Regions from separate parts of the Homo sapiens genome. Here region 2 is linked to region 1. A link is a loop called in an ENCODE intact Hi-C map of the cell type or tissue named here. Cell type or tissue: endothelial cell of umbilical vein. All regions are shown on one strand. Each heading gives the region's core, and the rest is flanking DNA. Links, peaks and the distances in the headings are about the cores only. Region 1 has its middle 28 kb from the start of LINC02697. Region 2 has its middle 83 kb from the start of LINC02697.

The links. A loop is a pair of places that touch in the nucleus more often than their neighbours do. Peaks named below come from ENCODE experiments on the same cell type or tissue, not always from the same donor. Only the 100,000 strongest peaks of a DNase experiment are listed, where the experiment ranks them.
Region 2: it touches region 1 in a loop (16-fold over the local background); 2 of 110 quality-filtered maps call a loop at or near these places.

The regions. Positions count from the first base shown.
Region 1 is chr11:134,975,293-134,983,623 of GRCh38, forward strand. No RefSeq gene overlaps it. Among named protein-coding and RNA genes, the nearest start is that of LINC02697, 28 kb to the left of the region's middle. In endothelial cell of umbilical vein, for the core only: no CTCF peak of the experiment used is centred there; no DNase peak of the experiment used is centred there.
Region 2 is chr11:134,863,906-134,872,236 of GRCh38, forward strand. No RefSeq gene overlaps it. Among named protein-coding and RNA genes, the nearest start is that of LINC02697, 83 kb to the right of the region's middle. In endothelial cell of umbilical vein, for the core only: a CTCF peak has its summit at 4,818; a DNase peak (open chromatin) is centred at 4,936.

The DNA.
Region 1 (8,331 bases), core at 53-8,052:
ACGGTGCAGAGAGAAAGAACAGTCCACGCTGCAGGGGGAAAGAACAGTCCACGGTGCAGGGAGAAAGAACAGTCCACGGTGCAGAGGGAAAGAACGGTCCACGGTGCAGAGGGAAAGAACGGTCCACGGTGCAGGGAGAAAGAACAGTCCACGGTGCAGGGAGAAAGAACAGTCCACGGTGCAGAGAGAAAGAACAGTCCACGCTGCAGGGGGAAAGAACAGTCCACGGTGCAGGGAGAAAGAACAGTCCACAGTGCAGGGAGAAAGAACAGTCCACGGTGAAGGGGGAAAGAACAGTCCACGGTGCAGAGAGAAAGAACAGTCCACGGTGCAGGGAGAAAGAACAGTCCACGGTGAAGGGGGAAAGAACAGTCCACGGTGCAGAGAGAAAGAACAGTCCATGGTGCAGGGAGAAAGAACAGTCCACGGTGCAGAGAGAAAGAACAGTCCACGGTGCAGGGAGAAAGGACAGTCCATAGCTCCAAATCTCCCTCTCTTTTAGACATATGACTACAGGCTCAGTGGTTGGTCCATTTGACATGTTCACCCTCACTTGTTGACACCTCTTGGTGTAGGTAACACTCTCATCATCCCTGAAGCTGTGGAACACAGTAAATCCGAGAATATTCAGGGGAGCGGAGCAGATTGGAGTTTGACTCCAGGCCCTCCACTTACCAGCTGGTGATCTGGGCTAGTCACTGTGCTTTCCTGCAGGAGTAGCACCAATGTGTTGATAAGGAAATAAGGTAATAATGTAATAAAATAATAAATAGGCGCATAGTGTCTGTTTGGTGTAGAGCAAACCCTCAGAAGTGATGACTGTTGGTGTTTTATTACCACTGTGATCGCACATGAGGGAAATGTGGCCCAGTGGGGCAGGGCTTGACCCAGGGCTGACACCATTTTTCTGGGTCAGGCCATCTCTGCGTTGTGAGAACACTCAGTGTCCCCTGAAAATGTGAGCAGGACAAGGGCCTCAGGGCCACAAGAAACCCTCTAGCAAAGATTTGGAGATGGTATCAGGCGAAACCCGAGGCTCATTGTGAATTGCGAAGCTTCTATCTCGTACAACCAAAGAGTGATAAATACTGAGTGGGTATCAGATCTCTGCAGCTGGAAACCTGGTGGCAAAAAATGCAGGAGTTAAATCCAGTTGGAAGGTCAGTCTCAGCAAAGATCCGAGCTGAATGGAAAGTTTCTGATGAAGTCTCAGATTTTCAATGATTGCTTCATCTTTTACAGCCTCTCTCCCATCCCTGGCCCGGGCACCCTCCCTCCACCCAGGCTAGAACTTCACAGAGACTTCAATCACAAACATCACAAAAGTGTCTCACAAAAATGTCACCTGCTTCCACGGTAAAGGATTTCTCAGAGTGAAAGTCCCGGGGTGCAGGAGTGGCCTGAAGTGGGAGCCCGAATCCTGGGGCTGACTCAGGAGGAAACAGCTCCAATGGGAAGGTCCCTCCCTGATCACTGGCTTCTCACTTTCTGTGGTCACTGCTCACATGGCAGCCACAGGGTGGGGCAAGGAGAGGAGCCTCAGGAAAATTAAAGGGTTAGCGCGTGACTCCAGTCCAGCTCCTTAGTAGCTGTGTGGTCCTGGACAGTCATTTATTCCCTAGGTCTGCACCGTCCAGTGTAGCAGCCACTAGCCACAGGCAGCTATTGCATTTACACTTAATTCAAATAAAAGGCAATACAATTTAAAATCCCATTTCCTGGTGCACTTGCCACACTGCTCAATAGTGTCCTGTGGCTGGTGGCCGCTGTATTGACCCAGCTCCACAGCAAGTGCTATTGGACAGCCCTGGTCTAAATCTTAGTTTCCACCTTTGCAAAATGGGTGCTGCCATTGGCGGAGGGTTAAAGAAGTTTCAGGAGGCCGCTGTGGAGTAGGTACCCAAGGATATTAGTTTTCTTCCTGTCTCTAAACCTCATGCTTGAAATCACAACCTCTTCCTGGGTTTTGGTAAAAACAAAACCAGGGATGTTCTGGAGTGGCTCATCCTGGGTCTTCTGTGGCTCTAGGTGGGTGCTCCTGACCCCAGGACCCCAGGGAATTCAGCCTCCTGTGAGTACACTGGAGAGGGGAGAGGCTCACTGGGTCCTCAGACCCAAAACCCTTGGAGAAGGGACATTCATGACCACAGCAGCCTCTAACCAAACGTGGCGCCCGAAGCTGTGGCACCATCAGGCACCCCAGGCTGGGAGCTGGAGGTGGTTCCTGGGTGTGAGTGGCCCCTCAGTCCCACCTGGGCCTCCTGTTCTCCTCCTTCGACAGAGGCATTTCCATGCTGTGTGACCCTGGTTTTCCCAGCGTGCTCAAACCTATTCCTCTGTACGTGAAGAATACTCGCCTCCCCCTGAAAAGATAGGTGCTGCTCACCCTGCCGTTGAGGGGAGATGGTTTCTCCTGAGAAGGTGGGGAGCTGCCTAAGAAGTCAGTGCCATGGAGGAAGCCCAATGGCCCTAGTGGTGTCCTGTTTGAGCCCTGCTCACTCCGCTGAGGCTGATGCGTCTCCATTCCTGGCCTCTAGAAAGGAAATACTCACTCTGACAAAGCAGGTGGGATCCGAGCTCTCAGAGAGCCTTTCCGTGCTCTGGGGGCCGACTTAGCCAAGCCTGCTGTGCCCCAGGCCATCTGGCATCTCTCACCTTTTGGGCAGGGGCCCCTTCCGCTGCCTGGAGGAGCAATCTGAGCCTGGCCAGCTGCTCCAGCTCACCCAGGAGGTGGCCCAGAAGAAAGGGAGGAGACAGCTTCATGCTTCCCCTGAAACACCCTCCTGCCCTGTCACCCCCACCTCTGCATAACTCCATGTCTCTGCTCTTGGCCTAAGGGATTGAATCCATAAAAATATGCTTTTTAATAGGTCTTACTTCTTGGCAAAAATATCACAGGCTGGGCACGTGTGTATCTACCTGACTGTGTTTGTAACTCAGATAAAAACAAAACACTCCATGAAAATCCCCAAGCAAAACAAATCTCTAATGACATAACTGCAGTGACACATGCACGAAGTCCTGGACGAACCCCCCCACACCCTGCCACTGATGGGGCCCTTCCCAGGTGTTCCTTCAGCTCTGAAGCATCCTGGGCCCCGCGTGCACTTGCGCTGCTGCCGTGCGGCTGGGAAGGGCCCTCTCTGGAGGTTCCTGGTCCTCTGTCACGATGTGTTTGGGAGACACTGTAAACACCCAACATCATGGACCCTGATCCTGTCCTGAGTATAGCCGCCCTCATCTCCGGGTTTGCTCATGGACATTAAAGAACGAGTGTGGAAGTAAGTGACTGAGTACCCCCAGGTGGCGAGGGAGGGAAGGGCAGAGGGAGGGAGGCCCACGGCAAGTGAGGGAGGGCAGCCATGGTCCTGGTGGCAGCAGGAGACACCTCCTCCCCTCCTCCCAAGTCTAGCCCAGCCTCCTCCAGGACCAGGGAGCCGAGGAACCAGTGGCCCCGGTAGCTTCTTGTCATCTCTTCTTCATTGCTGTGGTCAGCTGTTCCCTCCGCCCACACCCAGGGGCCCACTGTGACTAGCAGTTAAACAGTGCTGTAAAACTTACCGAAAGGATTATATTTTGTATCTCGTTGCACCCTAACAGCAGGGGGCACCATGCAACACTCTGCCCCGGCTCCTTTCACCTGCGCCACCTCCCTCTCCTTGTCTTGTGTCAGCTCCCCCTTCTCAGCCAGTCCTCCTCCCGTGGGCTGTCTAGAGCTGGATCTTGACCTCTCCTCGCTCCTGCTATCTGGGTGTGTCCCTTAGGTGCCACAACTTGAATGACCAAATTCACGATGGCTGCCACATCTGTGTCCTCAGCCCCAATTTCTCCCTGAACGCGACATTCTTATAGCCACGCATCCCTTAACAACAGTGCTCTGTTCTGAGAAAGTGTCATTAGGTGATTTTGCCATTGTGTGAACACCGCAGAGACACCCACACACACCTGGATGGCACAGCCCGCTGCACGCCCGGGCCGGATGGCGGAGCCCGCTGCACGCCCGGACTGAACTTCAGAAAGAAAATTAGCTTCCTGTAACTTTTTACTTTATAAATTTGTATGCTTTTAACTTTTTGACTCTTTTGTAATGACTCAGCTTAGAATACAAACACATTGTCCAGCTGTAAAAAATATTTCCTCTTTGTATCCTTATTCTATAAGATTTTTTCTGTTTTCAAATTTTTTTTTAACATTTTAAACTTTGCAGTTAAAAACTAAGACACAGGCTGGGCACAGTGGCTCATGCTGTAATCCCAGCACTTTGGGAGGCCAAGGAGGGCGGATCACTTGAGGCCAGGAGCTTGAGACCAGTCTGGCCAACAGGATGAAACCTCGTCTCCACTAAAAATACAAAAATTAGCCGGATGTGGTGGCAGGCACCTGTAATTCCAGCTACTCGGGAGGCTGAGGCAGGAGAATTGCTTGAACCCGAGAGGCAGAGGTTGCAGTGAGCCAAGATGGTACCATTGCACTCCAGCCTGGGCGACAGAGCAAGACTCTGTCTCGGTAAAAAAAAAAAAAAATCTAAGACACAGACACACACATTAGCCAAGGCCTGCAGAGGGTCAGGACTGTCACTATCACTGTCTTCCACCTCCACATCCTGTCCCACTGGAAGGTCTTCAGGGGCGATAACATGCAGGAGCTGTCATCTCCTGTGATAGCCTTCTTCCAGAATTCCTCCTGAAGGACCTGCCTGAGGCCATTTTACAGTTAACTTATTTTTATAAGTAGAAGGAGCCCACACTCTAAAACCATAACAAGTATAGTATACTAAATATGTAAATCAGTAAACCTTTTAATATCATTATCACTTATTATGTACAGAACATAATTGTGTGTGCTAGACTTTTATAGGCCTGGCAGAGCGGTATGTCTGTTTACACCAGCATCACCACACACATAAAGAAGATTAAATGATCGTATTTATTTAATTACCTACCTGTTTGCTGTCTGTCTCCTCGCCACTGGGATGTGAGACGTGCAGTCAGGGCCCATGTCTGAACGCACAATGCCAGTCCCATGTCTACAGGGGTACCTGGTACAGACTGATGATCCCCACACACTTGTTCACTGACTGAGATGATAACAGCAGACAGGGCAGCAGCTATTTCTGGCCTATGCATTTTCAGATGAGAAGTGGAGAGTCCCAAATAGGTTGGTAGGTTGCAGAGCTGGGGCTCACACTTAGAACCGCTGACTCCCAGCCCAGTGCTCACACTTAGAACCGCTGACTCCCAGCCCAGTGCTCACATCAGCCTCAGGCTGCCGCTTCCTCTACTAAGAGCAGTGGTGCAAATGCAAATTCAAACAGTGCTTTTACAGACATTTTATTGGTATATTTGATTCCCAGAGTTCTAGGTTAGCCGGGGGAGGATTGTGATTTAATTTAGTCAATAAGGAAACCTTGGCTCTCAGCAGTTCTGATCTTGCCAAGACCATATTCACTTTAGGCACCAGGCTTCAGGCTTCCGTGGACCAAGCAGCCATTCTGACTTCTGCCCTGGCCTTTTGGAAGTAAGAAGAAGAGATTCACAGGTCAGAGAGGAAGAGAAATAGAGAAATGGTTCCCAGGACTTCCTCATCCTCCTAGAACATGGGAGGTCCCAGGCTGGGCAAGGGGCAGGGTAAGGAGCTTGTACTTTGTGGGCCATAGGCCGTGGCCCATGAGAGGCCCCCGTGTGTGGGGACAGAGTCATGGGGAGGGTCAGAAGCTGGAGTCTGGGCTCATTTGTGGCCAGAGCAGACCTCAGCGTCTCTGGACCTTGGCTGCCCAGTGTCTGCACTCAGGCCTGACCTCACTTCCTTGTCCTGGGCTTCTAGCCTGTCCCTCTCCCTCCTCCCCACCTCTCAAGCCCTGCAGAGACAGCTCAAAGGCTTCCCCAGACTGGAGCCTGGCCACTTGGCCGGGACCACCCGGTACCCACCTCCCTGGTGACAAAGCCTGCCCTGGTCCCTGACCTGAACGGGGACAGCTGGGAGGAGAAGAGACGCTCGAGGCTGCAGCTTTTACTCTCTGGAATGGAGACCTGCCCTGGGAGATTTTTCTAGGACTCCCAGATCCCTCTTTCCAGACACAAGGGGTCCCCAAGATTGGAAGCCTTACAGCCTCCTCATCAGAACCAGCTGCTTTCCGACCAGCCCTGGGAGAGGGTCTTACAGGCTCTGAATGCAGCATGCCTGCCCTGCCTGGGAGCGGCACAGCCTGCACAGAGTGCTCCACACAGGAGAGCCACTGCCACTCCCCAGCGTGGTGACGCCACATGCCAGAGACTTGGGATGTTCTCCTAGACACCAAATCTGTACACCAAGGGCTATTACCAGGTGAAGAGGGAGCATGCCAGCCTTCCATTCGGATTGGAAGGTAGAGCCTAAAGGTATGTAGCACACATTCTCTAACAAAAAAGAAATACTTTCTATATGCATATACTGTAATTAAAAATGGCAGAATAATTATTCTTTGGTTACTAATGACAAGGAAAAATATATAACTTAAAGCAAAATAAGTTATACAATACTTTGGTTCAATAAATTTATTTCTTAGAATCCTGAACAGTTACCAATCAGAGTATGGTTTGCATGGTAGGAAAAGTACAAATTCACCTGCAGTGTTATCCTGGGGATGGAATCTCCTGGGAGCACCTACAGAGTCCCAGAGCCTGGTGCCCCTAAGCTCAGGTGCTGTGGGGAGCTTTATTTGAGTTTCATTTACGTAAGAGTCCCTGGGACTCTCAGAAGGGGCCCTCTCACTAGGGCTGGGCTGTCAGAAGCACCGGATTTAGCTCTTGCAATGCTCACCCCCAACTCCTGCCACATCTTTGACTTTCATTTGCAAAATAAAAAACTATTTTTCTGCTCCAGGAGGTTTCAATCCAGCAGAAAAAAGAGATTGTCAATTCCCAGCTTCACCTCCCGCTATGCCCCGCAACAAAAAAGGGAAGCAGTGACTCCCCGGGACAGCCTGATGCCATCAGGAGAGTTTTCTCTCTAGAAAGAGAGGCTTTCCTTCTTTATCATTTATATGAAATTGATACGACATTATTTGAGCAATTAAGTTCCATTTGCAGCGTCAAGTTCAACCCAAGGCTGTTCTAAACGTGTCCATCCCATTTCCCCAGAAGCCATCAATAAAATAACACCTGGCTGGATGAACATTTGCCATTTCCATTCTGCGCTGCTGTTCCCTCCTTCCCACATGCCTGACTTGCTGTGTGTCCACATGTGGTGGATAGACCCCCAACTCTGTTGCCCCCTACTCAGTTTTAAGTCCCCTCTATCTCTGTGGCCACTCTGGGGGCTCCACAGCACTGGCTGTACTCCAGTGAGGGCGGCAGAGCCCCAGCTTGTTTTCGGAGAGATGCTGTGTCTAGAATCTCTAGGCAAGCTCTGTTTCCACCACAGGAAGAACAAAAGTCATGGTGCCGCTCTGCAGCGGGGAGGGTGGGTGACGTTCCTAGTCCTGGAGCTCAGCTGGGATTTGGGACCCACTGTGGGCTTCGTAACATTAGATCCACGGACCTCACCTTGGGTGAGATGAGACATACGTACCCCTATTTTAAAAATAAAATAAAATCCATCGGTGATTCTGCCGCACAGTCAAAATTGAAAAGCACTGGAGCATCACTTGGACAACTGGTCAGATCGGAGGATGTGCGTCAAGGAGAGAAGACCACATCCAAGTTGACTCATGGAGCCGCTTGAAGAAAAAGGCAGGGAGCTGTGAATCTGGTTTTGCCTATGAACAAGGAGTCAACAATGTCGGCTTTCTATATTGCAAAATTTTCCCAGCATATACATATTTATGTTTGGATAAGGGCAGGACCCAGAGTAACTGAAAGGTTAATTAATTATGCCTCCATGTGCCATTAGAATTAACACTGCACAGTCATTAGAATTAACACTGCACAGTCCCAGCGTCCCAGGAGTTGTAAGTTACACTGGACGCGTGCTATGCAGTCCCTCCACGTGCAATGCCTGGTGGCATCTGGAGCTCATCTTTAGCTTTATCTGCCACTCAGCTTTCTTTGCATTGCTTAAAATGAACTACTTTATTATATTTATTTTGATCACCGACAATTTTGTGAATTGGACAGCTGCTTCCCAGTGGAATCTAAGTCCTCGAAACTGAAGTCTGCCATTTACACTGGGACTTCCTGCCTCCGTTCTGCATGTCCTGTGGGCCATCGATCCAGGGCACAGACAGCCTTCAGGAGTTGACTCAAGACCACTCTGTTTCTTTCCTAATTAGGGCTAGGGGTGTGCTCTGCAGCCTCTTTCTCCACATTCCAGTGCAGCTGAGTGAGTGCCTAGAGCCAGGCAGGCCCTTTACTG
Region 2 (8,331 bases), core at 184-8,183, 110 kb before region 1:
TGTCTTTCGCTTAACAGACTGAGGCCATGGTGCCCTCTGAGTCTCTGGCTCTCCCTGGCCTCCCTTTCAGGAAGATCTTCCTAGAGTCTATCCTCAAGCTTTCTATGGGCAGAGGACACTCTTCCCATCCTGGTCTACATCTCTGCAGAAAGGGCAGACCCTCCCCACATACCCTGAGAGTACCAGAGTTTAGCCTTGCGCCTCTCCCATTGCTCGGACTCCATAACACAGAGCTGTCCCTGGGACAAGAACACACCTTTCCAGAGATCGGGTCAGCCTGGTTAGTCCAGGTGGCCAGCGATCCTGGAATAGAGTTGAGTGGTCGATGGTGGCCACCTTTGTGGGGAGGAGGTCCAGGTCTTCAGATCTTGTGAACCAGACGCGAGTAGGTTCTGAGGCAGGGCAGCCCACGGTGCTGGGTGGTATCATCTGGCCTCACAGTGACCGGCCAAGGGCTCGGGGAGCCAGGGTTCCTGGCAAAAGCCAGCGGGGACGCCGGGTGTTCTGGGAGAGGCTGGTCTGTCCGTAAGCTGGCCCGGCTTTGATATGGAGCTGCACGTTCACCTGGAGGCAGGGTCCTAAAGGTAGAGAGGCTGCTGCGCCCCTCCTTGCTCTTTCCAAGCAGACCTGGCCTGCAGGAAAGGCCTCACACTGGGACAGGCTGGAGAGGCCACTGTGGTTGGGGAAGGTTCCAGGAGGGCAGGCGTGGAGGGAGCACAGGAACTGGGGGAGCCTGCTACCACCAGAGAGTTGGGGGAGTCCGGGTAGAGTCCAGCGTCCTGGGGAGTCGCAGCAAGGTCCTGCCGTGCCCACGGCCTGCTGCGTGGCTCTCCACGGTATCCTGGTCTCTCTGAGTTCCCTTCCCCATGGACAAGGCCATGGTGACAGCTCCACAGAAGCCTCCTGAGCATGGGAACCTGAGACAGTGCTGGGCCTCGGTGCTCCAAGGTGGGTCCTGGACCCCCAGGCTGGCTGAGCGGGAGCCTTGATCTGGAGGGAGTGGCCCTTGCCAAACCCGAGGAGGGCAGAGGCCTGGAGAAGCCTCACCTTGACAGGGGCTGAGGCTCTGAAGGTGGTGGGGAGGACTCTGAACCCCCTTGGGCCACCTGCCATTAAGAAATGGCAGGCACTTAAGCCAGTGTGCATGCTACACCTGGCTGTGTCAGCCCATCCTGGGAACGGGCCCTGTCTGGGAACGCCCCACCCCTGTCTGCTGCAGCGAGGTGAAGATCAGCACCTTGCCAGCATCCCCTGGCAGCCCTTTCTGTCTGTGCTATGAATTCTCTCTCACTTTTTCTTTTACCCAACACCATCTACATGGCTGTTCGTGCACAGGACTTTGATTTCTGTGATGTGCTCTGATGTGCGTCGACTGTATTTTATCTACCCATGACTGCACTGCTGGCTCCTGCAGCCATCAGAACCAACCTTTAATTAACATCACTGTATATACGGCTTATAGATTCAAAGGAGTTATTGAAGTTAGTCTTAAGACAGAATCCAAATGATGGGGTTTTATGCACTGGAAATGGCCCTTGAGGGGAAGGATGAGATTACCATTCCTGGGGAACTGTGGGGCTACGGTGGTGGAAAGGGGAGTTGCTGGTAATCCCTTCCCTCATTCTCACCCAGCGTGCATAAAATGCTGCTTCCTTTCCTAGCACATGTGCATTCCAATTCCTCCATTCTAATTTGATATATTTTTATCCAGGCACACATCTCCTCTGACAGGCAGGTGTCATTTGCTGGATTCTCTTTCTACCTTTTCTCTAAAACCTTTACTCATTTGCCAATCTTGGCAGACAGCTGGCATAATTTTTTATAGGTCCGGAATTTTATAATAGACTGGCATTATTTTGAGTTCTGGATGCCCCCATTTTTTAAAATGTCTTAAGAAAAGTCTCTGAGATATGGAAATGAAAACATGAAAAAGTTTAATTTCCTGCCTGAAATGGAGATGAAGAAGAGAAAATGTCAGAACAAACACAGATTAATTAATAGTAATATAAATTATCCTTTTTCTTTAATGAAAGAGGAATCATGCTTGGCAGATGTATGAGGGAAAATGCCTGCCTGGCTCTTGGATTTAGAGAAATCTGAATTTGCATCCTGGCACTGTGTGACCTTGAAGAAGTTATTAAGTGCCTCTAGGCCTTCATTTTTAAATATATAAAATAGGGATGGCTTTCTGCACTCATAGGACTTGTGTGAGGATTAAACGAGATACGATATCAGAGGATACCTCATGTGGGTTCAGGCACTGATTAGCATCTGAGCTTTGCCATCATCCTTAAGCTACAGATTGGATGGAGGAAGGTCAGCGTGAACCAGCCTGAGGGGTCCTGCGGTTCCTGTGGAAGGCTCACCTGTGGAGGGGGACAAAGTCCTTCTGAGCACCCACGCTGAGGCTGGGTTTCTCTGAGGCCCCCAGCTGACTGTGGACGCAAACACCCCCTGCTTCCCCCTCTCGCCAGGAGCTCCTGACCCTGTGAGCTCCAGGCAGCTCTTTACTGAACAGATCTTGATACCCAGGGGAACATTTCCTGAAGCAATTGCACGCTTGCATTTTATGCTTGGAAATTCCACTTAGGCTGTGCTCCTAGGGAAGGAGTCTGGACCCTGCCTCAGACCAGGGGCCCTCCAGCTGCCCCCTGTGATCCTGTCTCTCTGGAGGGGATGCTGTGCTCACCCCAGGCATTCATGGGGGCCCCTGGAATCCTCTACCAGATCAGATTAGCTAAGAGCTAGAGCTGGTGCCAGAGCAGACTGGGAACCACCTGGTGGCTAAGACCATTTTCTCCAGCTTCCGTGATGGTGTGACTAAGTGTGGCCCGAGGGGAGAGAGGGGAATTAATAATTGGTTCCGAGGTAAATTGATAGAGGAGATATAATGAGGAATGCTGACTTTGTGTGATATTGCTTGGTGCTCCTGTGCAATGATTGGATTTGCAAAGTCCGTGACTCAGCTCGTTCTTTGGGAAGTGAACCCTTAAAAATTGAGAGCTAATGAGAGCAGCCGTGTCCCTCTGATGCCAAGGTTCAGAACCTGGAGCCACGTGGGAGAAAGGCCATGAGAAATGGAGAAGAGTCTGCATCAGAAATGGCATGAGGGGCCCTGCAAACTGACCCCATTCCTTCTGGAATCGCTTCTCCTCTGGCTGGTAAGTGTGTACTTCTTTCTCCCACAGGCTCCTGTAAGTGGTGCTGGCTCTGCTGTCCACCCAAGGCAGCCGTCCCTGTGAGCCCCTGGTGAGCCGGGCTCCCGCCCTGTGAGGTACACACCCTGCAGGCGCAAGAGGGGTGCAGATGGGCTGAGTGCTGGGGGGATAAAGGCAGGAGGGGACTGAGAGGAAGGCTGGGTTGGACCGGGAGCCAGCTGGGCAGGGGCATTTATTGGGCACCACCGGGGCATACACAGTCCGGGTGCTACCTGAAGTGTGGAGCAGGGTGAGGACAAGAAAATGGAGAAAAGAAAAATCCCTGCTATTGGGTAGCTTAAGACTTGTGCTGGAAAATCAGTGGATCTGAGCAAGGTGCAGAGGAAGAGTGTGAGTCCAGGAATGCAGCAGTTGATGCTCCAGGCCTCACAGCGCTGGGCCCAGGGCCGGCTGACTGCACTGTACACCCAGACAGGGCAGCTCAGGGTGGAGTTATCGCAGGCCTCATCCAATTAGAGACTAAAAGTGTCCCCTACTCTTACTGTTCATGGTGACCTTGTGAGTCACCAATCTTCTATCTGATGCTAAATATTATTTTAATGGGTTTTGATATTTTAAATATAAACCATAGACGCACTCAGAACAGATGATTCTTATTTTATCACGTGGCTTTCTGAAGAGCTGTGCGTGTAGCTCTATGCAGGTAGATCTGGGTGAAAGCAACGGTGCAAAGTGGCTTCTGCCCTTCCAAGCTTTGGCAACTCAGCAGGGAGGTGCTGGTTCCTTCTCCCACCTACGCTCCCTGTCAGGGCTGATCCTCAGTAATGGGCAGTGTGGTCCTCGCTTTTTCACCTGTTATCTGTCACCGACAGCAGCAAATCAGGCAAGGGCTGTGCAGAGCCCACACAGGGAGCATGGCAGAGCAGCGGCCCTGAGGCTGCAGGATGGAGCCAACGCATCTCTCAGTTAAGAGCCAGGGGTCTGGGTTCCTTTCCACCTTTGCACCATCAAGCGGTGTGGCCTCTTACAAACCCTCAGTGCTGGTATCCTTGGTCCCTTCTGATTGCCACAAAGGGTCAGGAGTGGGGGCTGGACCACAATGAGAAAGTCCCTTCAAATTGTGACCATTTGTGGTTGAACTGTGTGACTTACAGCACGGAGATTCTGAGTCGCTTTGATAGGAGCTAGAGTTTCAAGGTTAAAAACAAGGTGAGTACAATATTGAGATAAGTAGATTCTAGATTCACCCTTGGAGACTGGCACAGTTTGTAGGTGTGGAGGAATGGGAACACAGCCCTGAGATCGAAGATGAACAAAAGGGAATAATCCAAGAGGAAAAGCTCAGAGGGTGGGTAGGTGTGGGGACAGGAGAGGCAGGACCAGCCCTGAAGAGCACAAGTAAATGTGGCCTGTCCTCGTCTGGAGCTGCTGAACACCCCGAGACACTGAGAGGGGAGGGGTGAGGTCACCTCCCCTTCCCAGGCCTGTGTGTGGGTCTCTCTCTCTGTGACACACACACACACACACACACACACACACACACACACACGCACGCACAGCATGAGGTATGCACATGGTCTCAGCTGACATCTGAAAGCATGGGAGTGCTTTATCTGCGCTGAGATCTCTCCCGCCGTCTTCCTGGGAGAGGAGGAACGGGTGCTTTACCACAGCCGAGCGTTAGGGGGCGCCAGAGGAGCTGATATCGGACTTGCTTAGAGGAAGATTTAGAAATGATTTTTGCTCAGAAAGGAAAAGCCGGGAGCATAAACACATCAAAAGGCCTCTGCAGCTGTGCTCCCTGCTAGCGAGGGGCTGGCCCTGGCTGAGTCCTCTGGTGGCTGTTGGAGATTTCCAGCCTGCCTCAAAGGGCCGTGCTTCTGCTCCAGCGCCAGGAGCCAAGGCTAGCCCAAGGTCATACAGATTTTTTTCCTGTTTTCTTCTCAAAGTTTTATAATTTTTGATTTTACATTTATTTCTATGATCTACTGTGAATCAAGTTTTGTATATGGTGTGATAAAGCTCATTTAATACATAACGAATTGTCTCAGCACTGTTTGTTAAAAAATACTCTTTTTTTTTTTCTGCTGAAACGCCTTTGTACTTTTGTGGAAAATTAATTGTGTATATATACTTGGGTCTATTTCTGGCCCCCCTAGTTTCTTCCCATGGGTCTATTTATTATCTGCATTTATGACAAGATCACACTGGTTTGAGTATTGCAGTTTTATAGTAAGTTTTGAATCAGATGTTAGGCCTTTAACTTTGTCTGTTGTACTTTCTGATAAATTTTAAAATGATGTTATTACGCATATATTCAGTAGTTTGATTTAGCTGTTCCACAATGTATATACATTTATCAATCTTCTTGTACACCACAAATATTTATAAATTTTGTCAATTGAAAAAATAAACAAAAATGTAAAACAAATTATTTAATGAATTTCTTAAACAATATTTCTGGGACTTGGAATTGCATCAAATATATAGATCAATTTGGGCATATTTGGTAAGATTATTGGGTCTTATGACCTATGGACATGGTGTATTTTCTCTGTTACTTAGGCTTTTTATTTTCACTCAGCATTACTTTATAGTTTTCGGTGTATAGGTGTTGCATGTCTTTGCCTTACTTGATGCTAAATATTCCTACTTTTTATCTTATTCTAAAGTGTATTCTAAGCATTTCAAGTTCCAAATATCGTTTGTAAGTATTACAGAATAAAGTTTATTTTTTGACATGAATACATGCTTTCAGATAGGCTTTATTTTTTAGAACAGTTTTAGATTTACCAAAAAATTGAGAGGGTAATATAGAGTCCCCTACCCCCGCACCCAGGTTCTCCTATTGTAAATATCTTACATTAGCATGGACAGTTGTCACAACTGATGGGCCTATGCTGATGCAGTAACTAAAATCCACACTCCATTCCAGTTTCTTTCATTTTCCCCTAACGCCCTCCCCCGTTTCAAGATCCCATGCGGAATCCTAGGTTACTTTCAGTCGTCATGTCTTCCTGGCCTCACTTGGCTATGAGTGGCTCAGGCTTCCATTGTCTTGGACAATCTTGACAGTTTTGAGGGCTACTCAGGTGTTCTATAGAGTGTCCCTCACCTGGGATTTGTCTGATGTTTTCCTTATGGCTAGACAGGGGTTATATATTTTTGGGAGGAAGGGGGATCACAGAGGTGAAACGTGCCATTCTCATCCCACTGTATGAAGGTATGGACTCAATGCCAGTGTTCCCAACCTTGGTCATGGTGAAACGTGCCATTCTCATCCTGCTATATGAAGGTATGGACTCAATGCCAGTGTTCCCAACCTTGGTCGTGGTGAAACGTGCCATTCTCATCCCACTGTATGAAGGTATGGACTCAATGCCAGTGTTCCCAACCTTGGTTGTGGGGCTGAGGCAGTGGTCACCAGGTTTCTCCACTGTAAAGCTGCTCCTTTCCCTGCCCCTCATATTGCACTCTTTGGAAGGAAGTCACTATGCACAGCCCATGCTTCAGGAGAGGGGTCATGCTACCCCTTCTTGAGGGCAGGGAATCTACAGGGATTTGAAATTCTTCTGCATGGGACAGTGGTCTCATCTTCCCAAGTTACTCACTTATTCAATCATTTCTTTATATCAGTACGGACTCATGGATATGTACTTTATACTTTGGGCTATAATCCAATAATTGTTTATTTTGTGGCTTAACTGTGTTCTACTTTTGGCCATTGGACATACATTCAGCTGGCTCCTCTGTTTCTTACCATTATCCACATGGTTTTAAAAATGGGTTGGTTTTTCCTTTTTTTTTTTCAGCGCGTTTTAAATTTCTGGGACTATAAGATGTTTCAGGCTTACCTTTTCTATTTCTTGCCCCAGTCTTAGAGTCAACCATTTCTGCAGTAAGCCCTGATTTCTTTTGTGGAGAATGACATTAGAAACCAAGATCTGGGTGCTAGGTACATTTGACTTTTGTATAATGAATGTGTATCCTGCAAACTTGCATTCATTATTATGTGTGTGTGTTTTGTAGTTTTTATTTTTTTTAAATTTAAATAAGCTTGTAATCTGTGAAAATAGGCAGTTTACTCATTTATTTATTTCTACTCAATCTGATTGTCTTCTTCTTCTTTTTTTTTCTAATTTAGCTGTTTAGAACTCCCAAAACAATAATAATTTTAGAGATAAGAACCATACAGTCTCTCCTGTTACTAATTTTAGGGGAAAATATAGAATATTTCAGCATTAAGTATGATATTAATTATAGGTTTTTAATAGATTCCCATTATCAGGTTGATAGCTGAGAGATTTTACTAGGAATAGATGTTGGATTTTGTCTGCATCAATTGAGATAATCACATGGTTTCTCTATTTTAATTACTGAATTACAATGAATGATTGATTTTTGAATGTTTTCTGACACTAAACACCACCACTTTAAGTGGTAAATTCCCAGAAAACTCTCCACACTCCAGAAACCAGCCACATTTGGGGTCCCCAGGCCACCTGCACTTCTGACTAATTGGCTACAAGTATAGAGTACTTCCCAATCTTCCTCAAATTCAATAGTTCAATAAATGACTCACACAAACCATATAAACATTATCATTACAATTTGATTCTAAAGGACACAAATCAAGATCAGCCAAATCAAGAGACACAGGACAAAATCTGAGAGGATCTCAAGCATACAGCTTTCGTGTTTTCTCCCTGTGGGATCAAGCACGTCACTATCCAGGCACATCAACTGGAAGCTCCACTAAGCCTTGGTGTCCAGAGTTTTTATGGGGCTTTATTAGGTAGGCATGATTGAGTCGTGGGTCAGGTGAGTAAACTTCATCTGTAGCCCCTTCACTCCCTGGAGGTCAGGCTGTCTTCAAGCCCCAACCCTCTAATTACACGGCTGGTCTTTCTGGTAAAGCCCCATCCTGAGTCAGTTCATCCTTAGCATAAACTCATATGTGGTCCAAGGGGCTCCTGAATAACAAGGACACTCCTATTACTTGGGAAATTACAGGGATCTAAAGTCTCCCAGGAACCAGGGGAAAAGGCCAGTGGAATGATTCATTATACAATATAACATTGAACCAACTTTGCGTTCCTGAAATAAGCTCCACTAGGTTATGATGCATTTTTTAAAAATGTATTGTTGGGTTCATTTCTATAATTTTGCTTAG